2 separate regions of the Mus musculus genome follow, and region 2 is linked to region 1. A link is a loop called in an ENCODE intact Hi-C map of the cell type or tissue named here. Cell type or tissue: left cerebral cortex. All regions are shown on one strand. Each heading gives the region's core, and the rest is flanking DNA. Links, peaks and the distances in the headings are about the cores only. Region 1 holds the start of Mrpl54 (mitochondrial ribosomal protein L54). Region 2 overlaps Dapk3 (death-associated protein kinase 3).

Region 1 (2,903 bases), core at 159-2,658:
TTGAAGCGTGACACCCAGCCTGGTCCCGCCCTGTCCCACAAGGGCCGCGCCTGCGCACTGAGCGTAGAGGCTAGCGGCGCACCCGCAGGCCTCACTACGCTAGCACGCACCGTTTGGCCTCCGTAACGCTGCGCCTGCGCAGTCAATCCTCAGAACCCCACCTCCCCAGCAGCGCTCCGGCCGTACCCACTTTGGTTCCTTCGGAGCCAACTCACCTGGCTTTTTAGCATATTCCCGGATAGAGAATCCTCCAGGTCTTCTGAGGACCGGGAGCGCCCGGGGATGCCAGCGGGCCCACACCCGGGAAGCCCGGAGGAGATGGGCGGCCGCCATGACGCTGGCCGGCCGCTCGCACGTGCAGACTTCCGTGTTACGTCAGCCCTCCAGATCGGCTTTGGAGGTGTTGGAGGCGCCGCGGCCTTCTGGGAAATGTAGTCTTTAAAAAAAAATTTGCCCGACTAACGACTAATTTTAACTTCTGTAGCTATCGACCGTTCAAAGAATATTTCATTAAATTCTTGCCCCCAGTTCAAATGGTGATGGCACACCTTTAATCCCAGTACTCTGGAGATACAGGTAGGAGGATCTCTGAATTCAAGGTTAACCTTGGCTACTGCTTGAGTTCCAGGACAACCAAGGCTACACAAAGAAACCCTGCCTCAGACGATGATGACGACAACAACAACAAGTATTTAGATCTTTATTTACTTTAAATGTCACAGCAAAATCATGCTTATATCCCTTGTGGAATTTTTGAAAGCTTAAAAGTTAGGACAGTCAGTTGTGATGTGGAGGTGGAGGCAAGAGAATCAGGAGTTTGGGTCGATCTGTCCTACACAGCAAGTTTGAGGTCAGCCTTGGCTATATGAGATCTTGGCTTAAACATATGGGTAGCTGAGAATGATGGGAGTGATGAACCCCAGCTTAATCCCCACACTTGGGAGGCAGAGGTAGGTAGATGCCTGTGAGTTCCTGGCCAGCCTACTCTACATAGTGATACGTATGTGTTCTATTCACTAATAGAAAAAAGTGGGGTTTGGTGATTGGGGCTTCGTAGCAGAAATGGAGGCTGGATGCACACAGGAAGCTGAGGCAGGAGGATCAGGAGTTTGAAGCCAGCCTAGGCTACATGAGACTCTCAAGAATAAATAGACTAGTACTAGAATCTTCTAGACTCATTGCTAACAAACCTAACCAGGTGAACTCTTTTTAGATCACACAGTTAAGTTTAGGAATTATCATTGTCCCTAATCTATATGTAGGACCGTGATGCAAATTCCAGTGTCAACTCAAGTCTAGATTGTACCGTTATAGATCCTTACTGGGATACAAAGTGGAAGTCCGTCCTCAATAACTTCCATTCCCACTTTTCCTTTGCACTCCAAATTTTCAAGTCATGGCTCTCTTTACCATCCCTGGTTTCTGCCCATGTCCTACCTCAGCCGTTACACTCTGAAGTGATGCAGAACCCGATTTTAGAAAAGAAAAGCCAGTTTGAGCCTCGCCTCCGTTCTTGTAGTCTCGGGATTCGAACCTGAGCTCTACTATCTATACTGCAACACTGGCGAGTCCCCGGAAGGAGAGAGAGCGGACTCGAGGACTACATTTCCCAGCAGGCCGTTTGAGAGTGTGTATGCGCAATAGTCCTGGATGGTGCAGTGACCGATGATCCGGTTCCAAAGCTGGGATCCCAGAGAGCTGCTGACTCTTCTGGAAGGACGGGCGGACCGTCCGGACAATCCTGCCCGGGCCGGAGACACAGGTACTGCGGGCCGTGCGGGACTGGACAGGCTCCCGTGGGTGACCCAAGGGCAGTGTCTGAGTTCTGAGACTGAAATCTGAGTTCTGGGGACGGAGCCTGAGTTTCAAGGGTCAGAGCCTGAGTTCTAGGGGCTAGAGGCTGAGTTCTCAGGACCAGTGCCTGAATTCTGGGGCAACAGCCTGAGTTCCACGACCTAAAGCCTGAGTTTTGGGGCTGGAGCCTGAGTTCTAGGGTCCGGAGCCTGGGTTTTTGAGACCAGAGCCTGAGTTCTAGAGACAGAAGCCTGAGTTCCCGGGGGCAGTGCTTGAGTTCCCAGGGGCAATGCCTGAGTTCCATAGCCGCAGCCTCAGTTCTAGTGTCTGTTGCTTGAGTTCTGAGGTCTGGAGCCTGAGATCTGGGGCAGGCACCTGAGTTCTTTGCTGGCTTCTGTGTAAAATGGGGTCCTTTCCTCCTGGGCAGGCCCCATGGGGATGGAATCTGTCACCTGTAGGACCATGGCTTGCCTACGAGATCCACACTCAGAGCCCTCATCTTCCAGCTTGGTGACAATGCCGGCCTGAACCTGGGTCTCAGACATGGAGTTCCTGCCAGGACCCCAGCATCCCCCAGGGCCCCCAACCATGGACTTGGAGGAGCCCAAAGGCCCCGAGGTGCCCTCTGAGAACCACCCCTCTAACACCCAGTCGGCCTTAGGGCCTGGAGGCCCTGTCACCCTGAGTGAGATGGAGCTGGACACATCCAGTGTGCAGGAGCTGGTTCAGCAGCTAGAAGCTCTACCCAGCGACCTGGGTGGCCCATTCCCAGATGGAGCCCCCTGTCCCCTGCACATTGCTACCGGCCAAGGACTTGCCACCCAGGAGAACCCAGATGCTGGTGGGCTCTTGTCGGCCGAGGCAGGCGGGGACGACCTTCTGGGTCTGCTGAGGGATGAGGCCTCTTCGCCTGCCCAATCTGTCCCCCAAGATCCTGCACAGACTGCACCCCGCCTTCTGCAGCCGCCAGAGGACCCTGATGGGGACCCGGGATGGATGGAAGGGGCATCAGCAGAGCCAGCAGACAGCAGGAGCTCCAGCAGTTCCCCGGAGCCCTGGCTGGAGACAGCACCCCTGGTGACACAGCAGGAACCACCTGTGGGTACCCA
Region 2 (2,903 bases), core at 239-2,738, 77 kb before region 1:
GGGGGGGTGTATGTTTTATATTGGGAGGGGCAGTGCATCTGGTCAGCTTCAGGGACTTCCTGAAACTGCTGAGATGTTTGCTGTTTTCAGGAGCTTTGCTCTATAGGGTAGGTTTCATTTTAGACTACATGGCCCTGGGCTTGAATTGAGATGTTCCTGCCTCTGCTCCTGTATTAAAGACGTGGTCACCACACCTGACTGAGCGATACCTTCTTTTTTTTTTAGATTTATTTATTTTATGTATATGAGTACACTGTAGCTGTTACAGACAGTTGTGAGCCATCATGTGGTTGCTGGGATTTGAACTCAGGACCTTTGGAAGAGCAGTCAGTGCTTTACCCACTAAGCCATCTCTCCAGCCCAAGGGATACCATTTTTATGTCACCTTGTTTTTTTTTTTTTTTTTTTTTTTTTTGGTTTTTTGAGACAGGGTTTCTCTGTGTAGCCCTGGCTGTCCTGGCACTCGTTCTGTAGACCAGGCTGGCCTCGAACTCAGAAATCCGACTGCCTCTGCCTCCCGAGTGCTGGGATTAAAGGCGTGCGCCACCACGCCCGGCTCACCTTGTTTTTTTTTGCAGACAGGGTGTCTCACTGAACCTGGAGCTTGCCAAGGCTGCTGGACTCCTTGGTCAGGGACTTCCTTCTCTCCCCCAGCACTGGAGTTAACCATACCTGACTTTCCTTGGGTCCCCATCAGCCCTCTCTTCCCCCAAGCCATCCCCAAAGTGTCAATCATTTGGCTCTTTGAGCGGATCTGCTGTTTTGGGAAACCTGTGGTACAAACGCATAGAGGCTGGGTACAGAGTCCTGGCTTCCTCCGGGTCTGCGGTGCTTAGCTGTCTCCTCCCCTGCAGTGGCCAATTTGCCATCGTGCGCAAGTGCCAGCAGAAGGGCACGGGCATGGAGTATGCAGCCAAGTTCATCAAGAAGCGGCGCCTGCCATCCAGCCGGCGCGGTGTGAGCCGGGAGGAGATCGAACGCGAGGTGAGCATCCTGCGCGAGATCCGCCACCCCAACATCATAACACTGCATGACGTGTTCGAGAACAAGACAGATGTGGTGCTGATCCTGGAGCTGGTGTCCGGTGGCGAGCTTTTCGACTTCCTGGCCGAGAAGGAGTCATTGACGGAGGATGAGGCCACGCAGTTCCTCAAACAAATCCTAGACGGTGTCCACTACCTGCACTCCAAGCGCATCGCACACTTTGACCTGAAGGTGGCGCACGTTTGTGTGCGTGGGCGCGCGGGGAGGGCGGGGCAGGGGTAACCACGAGTCAACACCCAATGCTGTCCCGCAGCCCGAGAACATCATGTTGCTGGACAAGCACGCAGCCAGCCCCCGCATTAAGCTCATCGACTTTGGCATCGCGCACAGGATCGAGGCTGGCAGCGAGTTCAAGAACATCTTTGGCACACCCGAGTTTGTCGGTGAGGGGCAGGTGTGGGCACTGCCCAGGAGGGTAGGTCCTGCACAGCCACAGCCTCACCTGCCCCAACAATCCTGTCTCCCACAGCCCCCGAGATCGTGAACTATGAGCCACTTGGCTTGGAGGCTGACATGTGGTGAGTGGGCTCAGCGGTGGCCCTGGCCCGTTCTCTCCATACTCCCCGTGCTCCCCTATTCTCCCCGTGCTCCTTTATTCTCTCCTAACTGCACCCAACCTGAAGGCCTTAGACAGCTGGTGAGGGTGTGGGCACTAGACAGCAGCATGGAAGGGCTGAGGCCCCCTGCTCAGACCCCAACCTATCATAGCCTGCATAGGCTCTGCTCAGTCACACGGGACCCAGGAGCTCGCTGCCGCCAGACAGAGGGTCCTGAGGTTCTACTGTCCTGGCTTTAGCCCAGATGCTCAGGAGACCCTGTCACTGACACTGACCACACTCTGTAGAGTGGGGCCCTATACCCTGGGTGTGGAGCTGCCACGGCCATTCTGACCGGTCTTTTCTGCCCCCTACAGGAGCATTGGCGTCATCACCTACATCCTGTGAGTGCCTGAGAGGGGCCTAACTAAGACTGTACCTGCTAGAGGCCAGGATCAGGGCTGGGACCGCTACTAATGCACTGGGAGATAGCTAGGGAAGGAACACTGGCTCTACCTCTGGCCACACCCCTAGCGCCCCCACTGTGGGTTCTAGACCCCACCCCCGACCACACCCTCACTGAGGGATTCTAGGCCATGGCTTAATCTCAGCTCCTCAATAAGGATTGTTGACCCTGTTCTAGGGTTTGCCCACTCCCTTCCCTGGAGATATTTCCCTTCTCAAGGGAGCCAGTGTCCTAAAGAGTCAGGAATATGGGGAGATATCCCAGTATGCCTTCTATTGTGATAAGACCAAACCCACCTTGGGGAGGAAAGGATTTGGTCATTCCTACCACAGTCACATTGGAGGAAGTCAGGGCAGAAGCGAGAGCAGAGGCAGGAACTGTGGCGGGACACTGCTTCCTGGCCTGCTCAGCCTGCCGGTTTTTATGGGCGGGCTTGTTCTCTCCGCTGGCATCGCTCACAGTGGCCACAGCCCACTCACATCAGTCGTCAGTACCCTACAGGCCCGTCTAAAGCAGGCAGACTCTCACTTGAGGTCCCTATTCCCAGAAAACCAGTGGGAGGGTATGGGGTGTCAGCCCCCTTCAGTGACTCCCTCTCTGGCTTGCCATGCGCCCTGTCTCTCTGCAGCCTGAGCGGAGCGTCCCCATTCCTGGGCGAGACCAAGCAGGAGACGCTGACGAACATCTCAGCAGTGAACTATGACTTTGATGAGGAATACTTCAGCAGCACCAGCGAGCTGGCCAAGGACTTCATCCGCAGGCTGCTGGTCAAAGACCCCAAGTAGGCGGCCCATGGTGGCAGCCTCAGTGGCTGGCCACACCAGTTTTATTTTCGGGGTCTTTTTTGTTGTATTTTT

The links. Hi-C counts contacts between places; a loop is a spot of excess contacts. Peaks named below come from ENCODE experiments on the same cell type or tissue, not always from the same donor. Only the 100,000 strongest peaks of a DNase experiment are listed, where the experiment ranks them.
Region 2: a loop joins it to region 1, with 2.4 times the contacts of the local background. A loop is called at or near these places in 4 of 42 quality-filtered maps.

What each region holds. Positions count from the first base shown.
Region 1 is chr10:81,266,558-81,269,460 of GRCm38, forward strand. Mrpl54 (mitochondrial ribosomal protein L54) reads right to left here and starts at 369. Exons shown (of 3, transcript NM_025317.2): 1 at 216-369. The coding sequence starts at 333. Apba3 (amyloid beta (A4) precursor protein-binding, family A, member 3) reads left to right here and starts at 1,615. Exons shown (of 11, transcript NM_018758.2): 1 at 1,615-1,762; 2 at 2,222-2,903. The coding sequence starts at 2,338. In left cerebral cortex, for the core only: a CTCF peak has its summit at 1,548; DNase peaks (open chromatin) are centred at 344 and 1,625; H3K4me3 peaks cover 1,832 bases; H3K27ac peaks cover 1,200 bases.
Region 2 is chr10:81,189,085-81,191,987 of GRCm38, forward strand. It overlaps Dapk3 (death-associated protein kinase 3), which reads left to right. Exons shown (of 9, transcript NM_001190474.1): 3 at 855-1,215; 4 at 1,298-1,427; 5 at 1,514-1,562; 6 at 1,958-1,984; 7 at 2,675-2,827. Among named protein-coding and RNA genes, the nearest start is that of Atcayos, 4.2 kb to the right of the region's middle. In left cerebral cortex, for the core only: CTCF peaks have their summits at 1,212 (motif pointing right) and 1,956 (motif pointing left); a DNase peak (open chromatin) is centred at 2,451; H3K27ac peaks cover 319 bases.